Regions from separate parts of the Homo sapiens genome. Here all the other regions are linked to region 1. Evidence: chromatin loops called from intact Hi-C (ENCODE). Cell type or tissue: heart left ventricle. All regions are shown on one strand. Region 1 overlaps PRKAR1B (protein kinase cAMP-dependent type I regulatory subunit beta). Region 2 overlaps DNAAF5 (dynein axonemal assembly factor 5). Region 3 overlaps PRKAR1B (protein kinase cAMP-dependent type I regulatory subunit beta).

Region 1 (4,000 bases):
GATGCTTTGTATTACAAGGAGCCCCATAGGGCCAGGACCAGCTCGACGGTTACATTCCCCTCCATGGAGGGCCCTCCCCACGCAACCTTCCCTTCGCCTGGCCTCTCTCCACAGACCCCCATCCCCAGCCAGCTGGTGAATTCCTCACACCCGCTGGCAGGCGACGGGGCTATTTTTAGTGACCAGGGCTCAAGAATGGAGCCATGCCAGGACCCATGGCGTCCGTCGGAATGTGAAAGCTGGTGCATCCCTCCTTCTGGTCGCTATGTGGTCCCCGACACAGCACAGTGGCCAGTGCTGCACCAGGGCTTAGCCTCAGGCCTGCATGAACACAGCCTCTGCCCTGGCACCCTCCATCTGAAGGACAGCCCCATTCCCTGCCCGGGGCAGTGGGCCTTCCTGCACCTTCTCTGGGCCTCGGGTCCCCATCCACATACTGGGTGCTGGAGGCAGAGGCCACGTGCAGCATCTCAGCCCCCAGGTCTGCAGGGGCTTGTCAGTGACAACAAAACGTGAACTGGCTAGGGGTCAGAAGATGTGGTACCGGAGACCACACACCACCAAATTCCACAAGTTTCAAAATGTTACAGCAGCTGCTGGGTGTGGTGGCTCATGCCTGCAATCCCAACACTATGGGAGGCTGAGGCCAGAGGATCGCTTGAGCCCAGGAGGCTCAAGTCCAGCCTGGGCAACACAGCGAGACTCTGTCTCTACAAAAACTAAAAAAAAAAAATAGCTGGGTGTGGTGGTGCACGCCTGTGGCCCCAGCTAGTCGGGAGGCTGAGGCAGGAGGATCACTTGAGCCCAGGAAGTCGAGGCTGCAGTGAGCCAAGATCGTGCCACTACACTCCAGCCTGAGCAACGGAGCAAGACTGTGTCTCAAAAAAACAAAAACAAAAATCTCAGGGCACCAAACAGCCAGGACCACAGGCAAGATCCACGCAGGCCACGATCACCTGGGGGAAGTGGTAAGAAAGACCTGAGGTTCTTCTCTCCACTCACAAATCAGACAAAGCAAGAGGGCTTGTTGTCACTGTGGTATTAGATAGCGCCAGCCCTGGAGACCCTTTGAAACAGGCTCCACGGAGAGCTGCAACTGCCCCGCAGCTCCAGGCGCAGGCCACGAGACTTGTTATTAGCTGGAAAACGCTAGGCGTGTGGAAAATGACTGTTCTCTTAAAAAGGTTGTTGTCTTTTCCCGGCAGGTTAATGAGCTGTGTGTGCATTCACGGTGGGCAAGTCAGCCCCAAGCAGCCACATCCCAGCCAGGTCAAAGTCCCAGCTTCTACTCCAAGCTGGGTGGCCCGACGCAGCCTGCTTAACCTCTCTCTGCCTCCCCTGCCAAACGGCAGCCTCGGGGGCCACGGGGGAGCTCTAGAAAGACAACATGCCCGAGGCCCATGGCCCAGGGACTGGCCATTGCATACATCATCTGATGCAAGCTTCAAACCCCAGGCTTCAGCCTCCGTTGAATTCAGCTTCTAAAGCCTCCCGGGCTCACGTGGCCCCTGATTTGCTAACCTCAAGGTCTCCTCTGCTGAGATCCAGCTGGGCTTTCTGCAAATGGAAATCAAATTCTTTGCATGTTCAAGCCATTAAGCATCTCCTCGGATGAGGCCCTGCATTTTCCAAAATGCTAATTTTGTTTTTTTAATGTTGCCCGAAAGGGAAGCAGAAAGTCCCAAAGCCCAAGCCAGAATGGGGAGAGGGGGCCGTGAAGGCTCAGAGAAGCCAGGAGACAGCTCCCTTCAGCTGCCCGTGAATTCGGCAGAAGGGCTTGTTTTTCCCATCACCTGAGGATCCGAGCCAGTTTGTGGAAAAACAGACTGCAGAGATACGCGGGTGGGAGGAAGAGAAACAGCGACAGATAACAGACAGCTGCGCAGGCCAGCGGTGCTGCTCAAGCCAGAGGCCTGTTTTAATTAAAGCAGCAGAGAGCTGGAGCCACTGCCAGGAAGGCCGCCTCAAGGGTGAGGTGCCCTCGCCTGTGCCCGTCTGGCAGCTCCAGTAATGAGGTCCCCGCCGGAGGCCCAACGCACAACACAAACACGCACGGTGCCACCCAATTATCACGTTTCTCGGCTCCCAGGAGCTCAGCGATGCTCCCCCTACAGGCGCCCTAATCAGGGAAAGCCGGGAAGGGACCGGGATAGAACCCAAGGGCCTCCACCTCACTCCCCAAGGCCTGGGACACACGCTCCAGGGACAGCCTTCATGGTCCTGGCACATCAGAGAGCTCCGGAACATGCGGGGCTGCTTCCCTGGGACACACGCTCCAGGGACAGCCTTCATGGTCCTGGCACATCAGAGAGCTCCGGAGCACGCGGGGCTGCTTCCTGAGGCTGCTGAGGTCCCTGGCCGAGGCGTAACTGCCCCGGGCACCCCAGGTAGGATGCGGAATCTGCTTCGCTCCAATAGCTGACACAAGGTGAGAAGGCTGCACCTACCACCACCCTGGGGCCTGCCCTGGGAGCTACTCAACTCTGCAGAGGGGCTGTGCAGGTGCCGTCCCAGGGGATAAGGACACCCCACTCCAGCCCCAGCTGGACAATTGCTGTGTGGGTCAGTGCAACAGGCCAAGGCCCCCTCTCACTGGGTCTCAGAGCTCTGTTCAGTACAGTGAGGTGGGGACAAGGTGGCCTCCTAGGGATCTTCCTGCTGACTGTGGGTGCTGGGAGGCCCGGAGCGGCCTATTCACCAACTCAGGCCCAGGGTGGAGCAGAGAATGACTCAAGGCTACCCCAGCCTCTTTCTCAGACCAAGTACTGAGTGGGGCCTGACTGCGGGGTCTGTCTGGATAGCCGGGCCAGCCTCCAAGGGGCAAGGCACCATCCAGAAGAAGTACCTTCATGGACTCCACTGCCACACAGCCAAAGGGCCACAGAAAGATGGTGATGACAATGACCACAACAGTGATGATGATGGCGGTGATGATGATGATGGTGATGATAAAGATGATGATGGCAATGGTGGTGATGAGGATGGTGGTGGTGATGGTGATGATGATAATGATGGTGATGATGACAGTGATGATGGTGATGGTGGGGATGGTGATGATGATGGTGGTGATAACGATGATGATGGCAATGGTGGTGATGAGGATGGTGGTGGTGATGGTGATGATAATGATGGTGATGATGACAGTGATGATGGTGATGGTGGGGATGGTGATGATGGTAATGGTGATGACTATGATGGTGATGATAATGATGGTGGTGATAACAGTACACACATAGATATTCTTGCTTTATATTCTCACAACAACCTCAAAGTAGGTTTTATTATCTTCATTTGACACCTGAGGAAACTGAGGCTCAGAGAATGTTATTACTTATAAATGACATCCACAACTCTCTCCTTCCAAAAGATGTTTTAAACACACCTTAAATTCTGTGGTATCTGAGTGAGATTGTGTGTGCATGACTGTGTGCATAGGCGTGCCTGGGAATAAGACCACTCCAGCCCAACACCTGTGTGATGGGAACTCCTGGTCCTGTCTCACCCCTGAGCTGTCTCCCTGCAGCTGCAGTTCACTACAGGACAGTATGGACCCCGCTCACTGGCAATGCCTAAATCACCCATTCTCAATCTTCCTTCACCATGCAGGCAGGGTAGCGGCAGGTGCAGGTGATGTGTCCTTACAGGGGAGGGAGCACAGGCTTAGGTGCCCAAGAACTCGAGCTCAAACCCTAGCTCTGCTCCTGAGGAGTTGTGGGGCCTTGGACAAGGACAGGGAAGGAAACTGAGGCTGTGAGGTTGACACTATGCCTCTCACAGATCCTGTGCAAAGGCCCAGGGAAACCCTTCGATCAAGGCCAACTAGCAATACCACCATCCTAGAAGGACAGGCAGGCGGTCTGGGGGAGTTGCAGCCTCCCTCACAACCACGTTGCACTATCTTCCTTTAAATCAAAGGTCTTAAACATAATTTCTACCCTTCTCCAAGCTTACGTATCTCTCGCACAACCTTATGTATCTCCCACACTGTTACGGATCGACA
Region 2 (4,000 bases), 110 kb after region 1:
TTCTGGAAGTCAAGCCCCACAGTGGACCTCGAGTCCCTCTGTGAATAGGAATGTGCTCGGGCAGGGAACCCGGAGCACCAGCCGCTGGGCCCCTCGTTCCCCGGCTCTGCAGCGTCTTCGGGTCCTGTGGGTCTGGCTGTGCCCAGCCCTGCTGCCCGTGGACTATAGTGTCTTGGGGTCCTGCAGGCCTGGCTGTACCCGGCCCCAGTGCATGGTGGCAAGTGCCTGTGATCCCAGCTACTCAGGAGGCTGAGGCAGGAGAATCACTTGAACCTGGGAGGCAGAGGTTGCAGTGAGCGGAGATTGCGCCATTTCACTCCAGCCTGGGCAGCAAGAGCGAGACTTTGTCTCAAAAAAAAGGAACGTGCCTCATTCAGTGGTTCGATGGTGGTTCTGATCAATGCCCAGAAGTTCTGATGGAGCTTCTGTCAGACACAGGCTGAGTATCCTTCACCCCAAAATTAAAAAAAAAAAAAAAAAAATTTAAAAAAACCTAAGCACTCCTAGGTGGCGCCCGTGTGGCACGCCTGGCCCACACTTGGACCCCACACCCTGAAGGCCAGGACTTCCAGGCCATTTCATGTGGTGACCATGGAGCAGGCGCTGGGTTCGTTCATTCCAGAGAGCCCTCTTGCAAGTCACGGTGCCGAAAATGGCAGCTCTGCTTAAAAACGAACCCACGCCAGAAACCTCGCGGAATGCGTGTAAATCACACCACACCAACGTCACTTTCCACATCTGCTCATCTACCTGGCTGGTCCCAACATGGCCCCTGCCAGGAGCAAGCCGGTGGCGCCTCCAGAAGAGGAAGGGACGCTGTGCAGGCTTCACGGACGCTGGAGGGCTGCGGGCTGTGGAGCTGGTCTTGGAGACCAGAGCCACCTTTGAAACATACCGTGGTGTTGGGATGTCACTAATGAGTGTGTCATTTTGCTTTGAGTTTGTCTTGGTGGCACTTTGACCTGACTGGTCACCATCAGGACGAAGTCGCCGACAGGGTGGGAACTGCCCGTCTCTCTGAGCTGTGGCCCTTGGGTCCCCGGACCGCGCCTGTGGCCCTCCCATCCCGCCTCTGTGAAGCCGCAGCGACTGTCCTTGCTGGACAGAGGGTTCTGTGGCTGGAGAGACTTGGCCTTTTTCTGGGGGAGGGATGCAGATGGGAAAGGGGCTCACTGGGTGCTGCCGACACCACCGCACCTGCCCTAGCCCAGGCGTCACTCAGGCCTCCTTTTGAAGCTAGGAGCGGCGAGGGGCTGAAAGTGCACCCTCGGCCCAGGGCCTCTGGCTCGCCTCTGGAGAACAGGACCTACGCGGGCCGCAGGAGAGGCCAGGGGCACAGGCACCCCTGTCTCCCCGGTAGGGTTGGGCCTGGAGGAACCTCCCAATTCGCACTGAGAAGCAGCTCCTGAGAGGAGGAGGGGCCTCGTGTTTTGGGGTCGAGTTCGTTTTCCTGTTTGGCTCCCCCCTCAGCCCCATTCATCCCTAGTCTGAAACGTTTCTTCCGAGCACCTGTCCGGTCTCCTCATCCACCCTCTCCGTTCCGGTTCCAGGCAGTTTCCCAGCTACCTCGAGACGGTGACAAAGGACATCCTGGCCCCCAATCTGCAGTGGCATGCGGGGAGGACAGCCGCGGCCATCCGCACGGCTGCCGTGTCCTGCCTCTGGGCGCTCACCAGCAGCGAGGTCCTGTCGGCAGAGCAGGTACGGGGCTCCCTGCGTGCTCGGTGGACACCGGCCGGGGACTGCGCAGGCTTCCTGGCGCCCGGCAGAGCTCCCGCAGCAGGAACTTGGGCAGGCAGCAGCTGCACCTCCACCTGGGGCCCGTACCCCAAGAGGCTCTCCCCACACTGGCGGCGGAAGGGCAGGAGCCGGCGGCCGGGCTGCGGTTCAGACAGCAGGCGGGAGAGCGGGAGCCAGGCCGCGGGCCCAGCCAGCCCGGTCGTGCTGCGGGTTTTGCAGCCGCTCATGAGCGTGCGGTTTCTCGGTTTCCGGCCCAATGCTGGCTGCAAGACCAGGAGTCGAATCCCAGGATCCAGGCCAGAGGACGGGCCTGGGCTTTCCGCATCGTTTCTATGAACACCTCCGGCTGGTACCAGGTGTCAGAAAACAGACACTGATGCCCGCCCGCGTCCTGGTCGCCGCCCGGCGGGAAGGCGCTGCCCTGGGCGCCCGTGCAGCATCAGCGCCACCTCCTGGTGCACGCGGGGTGGTGCGGTCGGTGCTCCAGCCGAAAGCCCCACGTCCTTGGGGCCCAGGCGAGCCATTACCCTGGTTTAGGGTTAGTGCCTCACCTAGGAGTTGTGAACAGTGTGCGTATTTTCTAAAAATCAAGTAAGCAAGTTAAAAATTGCTCAAAATCTAAATTTTACAATGAAGATTCAAGCCTACTTTTTAGGTAAAGCTTTCAAGCCCCCTAAGTCCTTCCAGGCAGGAGTGCACGGATGGTGAGCACCCCCACCCCACCCCAGGACAGATGTGAGTCACGTCGTATGTGTTTGCTGATTGCAGATACGGGACGTGCAGGAAACACTGATGCCCCAGGTCCTGACCACCCTGGAGGAGGATTCGAAGATGACGCGACTGATCTCATGCCGTATTATCAACACGTTCTTAAAAACCTCGGGCGGCATGACGGATCCAGAGAAACTCATCAGGATTTATCCTGGTAGGACATTTCTGTTGTTCACAGCCTGTGTATATGCAGTCAGCCCTCCGTGTCCCTGGGTTCCGTTTGCATCCATGGAGTCACCCAAACTCAGATCAAAACTATCTCGGGCTGGGTGTGGTGGTTCACACCTTTAATTCCAGCACTTTAGGCAGGAGGGTTGCTTGAGCCCAGGAATTTGAGACCAGCCTGGGCAACATAGCCATACCCCGATCTCAACAAAAAATTTAAAAATTAGCCAGGGCTGGTGGCACACACCTGTAGTCCCAGCTACTCAGGAAGCTGAGGCAGGAGGATCGCTTGAGCCCAGCCTGGGCAACAGACCAAAACCTTGTCTTTAAAAGTAGGGGTGTGTGTGTGTGTGTGTGTGTGTGTGTATGGCTACATATATACATGTTTGTGCATTTATACATACAAATACAAATTTGTACTTACATTTGCATATATAAATATGTATGTATTGGGGGGCAGAATTCCACAGTTCCAAAAAGCAAAGCTTGAATTTGTTGGGCACCAAGTACAACGTTGAACCCGCATGAAGAAAGCATCATGTACACATTGCATTCGGCCTTAAAACAACATTGGACCCTCGTGAAGGAAGCGTCGTGTGGACGTTGCGTTCTGCCTTAAAACAACGTTGAACCCACGTGAAGGAAGCGTCGTGTGGATGTTACATTTAGCGTTAAACGTAATCTAGAGACAGTTTAAGGTGTGCCGGAAGATGTGTGTGGGTCATGTGCAAATACTATGCCTTTTTTTATCAGAGACTTGAGCATTTGAGGATTTTGGTATCCTAGAGGAGGAGGATTCCTGGAACCAAACCCCACAGATACCAAGGGACGACTGTATTTAAGTTTGATGGTGGCTTGTTTTATAGAAAAAAAGCAGAAAACGTGGCCGGGCACGGTGGCTCACGCCTGTAATCCCAGCACTTTGGGAGGCTGAGGCAGGTGGATCACAAAGTCAAGAGATAGAAACCATCCTGGCCAAAATGGTGACCCTGTCTCTACTAAAAATAAAAAAATTAGCTGGACATGGTGGTGCGCGCCTGTAGTTCCAGCTACTCAGGAGGCTGAGGCAAGAGAATCGCTTCAACTCAGGAGGTGGAGGTTGCAGTGAGCCAAGATCGCACCATTGCACTCCAGCCTGGGTGACAGAGCCAGACTCCATCTCAAAAAAAAAAGAAAATAGAAAATGCTCATCTTTGACTTCTGTTCAAGTTGGTACTATGAGAACAAACAGCAATGACAGATGAAATACCACAAATTAAACGGCACAGCAAGAAGCAAGGCAGAGGTCTCCAAACCAGCACTGGGTGGGGGTGACAAGGCTCAG
Region 3 (4,000 bases), 56 kb before region 1:
AGGGAGTGCACCCACGGGGACACTCCGAGGGTGGCCTCCTGCCTGCCCTGATTACTTAAAAAGGAGATTCTTGGAAACCTTTGCGGGCCCACAGGTGCACCCTGACTCCCAGGGATGGGGGCTGAGCCACCCAGGAAACAAATATGAAATCAAAGATCCAGACAGCCCTGACCCTCCTGATTCCAGGGTCCATAAATAAGTCATTCTTAAAATAGTGGTTGTTTTCTCTCTATTTAAGAAGTGCTTCTTTTTTGAGTCCTTGTTCCCAACTTCCCTGGCAACTCAGTTTCCTGTTTCCTCCGGGAGGAAGGCAGAACTGCAGGAGAGGTCAGTGTGTGGCAGGGCTGTAGGGAGGGCTGGGGGGCCTCCACTGTCCTCCCACCTGGGGAGGGATCAGTGTGTGGCAGGGTTGTAGGGAGGGCTGGGGGGCCTCCACCGTCCTCCCACCTGGGGAGGGGTCAGTGTGTGGCAGGGCTGTAGGGAAGGCTGGGGGGCCTCCACTGTCCTCCCACCTGGGGAGGGGTCAGTGTGTGGCAGGGCTGTAGGGAGGGCCGGGGGGCCTCCACTGTCCTCCCACCTGGGGAGGGGTCAGTGTGTGGCAGGGCTGTAGGGAAGGCCGGGGGGCCTCCACTGTCCTCCCACCTGGGGAGGGGTCAGTGTGTGGCAGGGCTGTAGGGAGGGCCGGGGGGCCTCCACTGTCCTCCCACCTGGGGAGGGGTCAGTGTGTGGCAGGGCTGTAGGGAGGGCCGGGGGGCCTCCACTGTCCTCCCACCTGGGGAGGGGTCAGTGGGTGGCAGGGCTGTAGGGAGAGCTGGGGGCCCTCCACTCTCCGCCCATGGGTGGTGGGGCTTGGCCATGCTGCCCCAGCCCCAGTCCCGGGCACCTGGCCCCGGTGGGGACATTTCCTGGCCACGGCCTCCCTGGTGCACGCATCTGCAGGAGCCGCCCTGGCACCGTTCTCTAAACTGCATTTCTTCAAAACCACAAAGTATGGGTTCTCAGAATGAACAGACCTTTAAGAAATCATTTTACAATTCCTCCCTCTTTTTTAAAAAAATATTTCAACTTATAATGGTAAAATATTCCATTAAATGCCTTAAGTAATCAAATGGACACTGTGTACCCCCCACCACCCAGCTCAGGACCCTGCTGCCTCCACCACTCTCTCCTGGAAAACTGTCCAGCATCACAGCTGCGGCTCCAGCCTCCTCCGGGCCCAGGTGTGGAGGGCAAGTGCTGCCTCCACCACCCTTGCTATGCGTCTCCACTTCACACATGGGCATCCGTGACCACACGTGTGCACCCGTGAAAAGCGTGCATTTCCAGTGGTGTCTGCATCATTTGCATATCACTGACAGAAAGATACCCTTTCACAATTCTATTCTCCCTCCTGACCCATATTTTCTGAAATGCACCTGGGTGAAAACATAAATCTGGAAGCTTCTTTGCTCCTTTTACAGCTGCCTAGTATTCTTTTTTTTCTTTTAAGAGATGGGGTCTCATTTTGTTGCCCAGGCTGGAGTATAGGGGTGCGATCACAGCTCACCGCAGCCTCCAACTCCTGGGTTTAAGGTGTCCTCTCACCTGAGCCTCCCAAGTAGCTGGGACTACAGGCACGTGCCACCACGCCTGCTTATTTTTATTTTTTATTTTTTAATTGATGGGTCTCGCTATGTTGCCCAGGCTGGTCTCCAACTCCTGACCTCAAGCAATCCTCCTACCTTGGCCTCCCAAAGTGCTGGGATTACAGGCATGAGCCGCTGCACCCGCCCTGCCTGGCATTCTCTATATGAAAACCCTCGCTCCTTCACCTGTTCCTGCCCAGATGGACGTTTCCAGTGCTTCTGGTTCCTGCCATCACACGCTGGGCCACGATGGACATGACAGAACTCCCCATGAACAGGGGGCAGGTCAATGTGGCTGCACCCCAGTGACTCGAGGCTCACGTTCCACTCACGTGCTTCTACCACAGCCTAAGCAAAGGCAGGGGTGGGCTGAAACCCTTCCTGGGAGGTTTCAGTCTCCAGAGGGGGCTGTTCAGTCCTTGGTATCAATGAAAGCCGACTTTCCACACACCCAGGTGCCTGGGCGTGGCCCCGCTCAGAGCAGCCCCTCCTGGAGTGCCTCTTAAATGAGCCTCACTGGGTTGCTCCGTTGGCCACACAGGTGTCCCTCATCTCCCCAGGGACGGAGGAACACAGTCCCCAACTCTCTGTGATCAGCAGAGCCCAGAGAGCCCAGCCTCGTGTACCAAAAAGGTCTGGGAGCCCCATTTTTCTTCAGAGGAAATGTTAATGCCCGAATGTCACCAGCTCATCGCCGACAAAGGCCTGAACACAAACGTCTCCAGGCAACAGCCCCGAGGTGAGGTCAGCTCTGTCCATGTCCCCCCCGCACGGCTTCACCCTCTTTTTCCACTGTCTGCCCCTTTCACACAAAACCCCCATGGCTTCCTCTTTCTCTCAGCACTTAATGGCATTAAAAGGCCCTGGCCTCTTCTGTCTGTAAAAAACAGTTTTCTCTTCTCATCCAGCAGTCACTCTGGAAGGTTACGTGAAGCTGCTGGCTCAGATTTTAAATCGTCTCACATGTGGGTTGCCCCACCTACCCCATCAACAAACACAGCTTCGCACTTCTGCATCAGAGGCTGTGCTGGGTTCTGGGGACACGGAAGGCCCCCAGCTCTCAGGCCTGGTAAGAGAAAGAAAAACACGAAGACATTCCAGCCGGCCCTTCCTGCGGGGGCCGAGGGCAGAGCCCCTGGTCTGTCTCTTGCTCCATCCTCACCCGCCCCTATGAGGTCAGCACTGCTGTTCCGTCCAGTTTCCAGATAAGGAAACAAGACACAAAGTAACTTCACCCAAGGTCAAGAAGCCAGGAAGAGGTGAAGTCAGGCTGAAGCCCCTATCATGAACGCTCCTCCACGGTCTGGCTTCCCTATAGGGGCAGAGCCCTCCTCCGAGCAGAGCATGTGCCTCCCTCTCGTCCACCCCTCCCTCTCTCTGTCTCTCTCTCCATCTGTGCCCTGGACTGGTCTCTAAGCTGGGGATTGAGGGCCTGAGCGTCTGGGACGGCCACCCCCAGCTCTCTCTGGGCAGGCGTCCAGTAAGGAGCCCCTGCTATTTGGGTCAGGGCTGGCCAGTGGTGCTGGGTCAGGACAGTTTCCAGGAAACGGCCTGTCCCGGGTTCCAGTCCTACCTGGCCTGTGGCTCAGAGATCACAAACCTTTTGAAAGCCCCCGCCCACACCACTCCCGATCCTGATGCCTCCCCCTCCTGCAACACCTCAGTTCCTGTGCTTCTCACTCCACGGATGGCTTCCGCCTCCCACAGCTGACTGAGCTCTCAGATGGAGACCACATGTTCCTTGCAGGCTCTAGTGCCCAGCCCGGGTCTGACGCAGAAGCTCCTCAGCACAATATGGATGGTTGGATGGGTGGGTGGATGAACGGATGAGTGAATGGACACATGGATGTACAGGTGGGTGAGTAGACGAATGAATGGATGGATGGATGGATGGATGGATGGACAGGCGGGTGGATTGAACAGGTGGGTGAGCGGATGGATGGATGGACAAATGGGTGAGTAGATGAATCGATGGATGGATGGACAGGTGGGTGGATGAACAGGTGGGTGAGTAGATCAACGGATGGATGGATGGATGGACAGGTGGGTGGATGAACAGGTGGGTGAGTAGATCAACGGATGGATGGATGGATGGATGGACAGATGGATGGACGGACAGGTGGGTGGATGAATAGGTGGGTGAGTAGAATAACGGATGGATGGATGGATGGATGGATGGACGGACAGGTGGGTGGATGAACAGGTGTGTGAGTAGATTTGAGTAGATTAATGGATGGATGGATGGATGTAAGGATGGATGATGGATGGATGGACAGGTGGGTGGATGTACAGGTGGGTGAGTAGATCAACGGATGGATGGATGGATAGATGGACAGGTGGGTGGATGAACAGGTGGGTGAGTAGATCAACGGATG

What was found. Hi-C counts contacts between places; a loop is a spot of excess contacts. Peaks named below come from ENCODE experiments on the same cell type or tissue, not always from the same donor. Only the 100,000 strongest peaks of a DNase experiment are listed, where the experiment ranks them.
Region 2: a loop joins it to region 1, with 2.1 times the contacts of the local background. A loop is called at or near these places in 7 of 110 quality-filtered maps.
Region 3: it touches region 1 in a loop (2.1-fold over the local background); 3 of 110 quality-filtered maps call a loop at or near these places.

The regions. Positions count from the first base shown.
Region 1 is chr7:664,033-668,032 of GRCh38, forward strand. The region is part of intron 4 of PRKAR1B (protein kinase cAMP-dependent type I regulatory subunit beta); the gene reads right to left. Among named protein-coding and RNA genes, the nearest start is that of DNAAF5, 61 kb to the right of the region's middle. In heart left ventricle, CTCF peaks have their summits at 299 and 2,113; DNase peaks (open chromatin) are centred at 211 and 1,944; H3K4me3 peaks cover 673 bases; H3K27ac peaks cover 3,237 bases.
Region 2 is chr7:772,498-776,497 of GRCh38, forward strand. DNAAF5 (dynein axonemal assembly factor 5) reads left to right here. Exons shown (of 13, transcript NM_017802.4): 10 at 1,551-1,701; 11 at 2,509-2,665. Among named protein-coding and RNA genes, the nearest start is that of PRKAR1B, 47 kb to the left of the region's middle. In heart left ventricle, a CTCF peak has its summit at 2,197 (motif pointing left); a DNase peak (open chromatin) is centred at 2,187.
Region 3 is chr7:608,271-612,270 of GRCh38, forward strand. The region is part of intron 4 of PRKAR1B (protein kinase cAMP-dependent type I regulatory subunit beta); the gene reads right to left. PRKAR1B-AS1 (PRKAR1B antisense RNA 1) reads left to right here. Exons shown (of 2, transcript NR_110054.1): 2 at 1-232. Among named protein-coding and RNA genes, the nearest start is that of PRKAR1B-AS1, 7.4 kb to the left of the region's middle. In heart left ventricle, no CTCF peak of the experiment used is centred here; a DNase peak (open chromatin) is centred at 2,091; H3K27ac peaks cover 1,981 bases.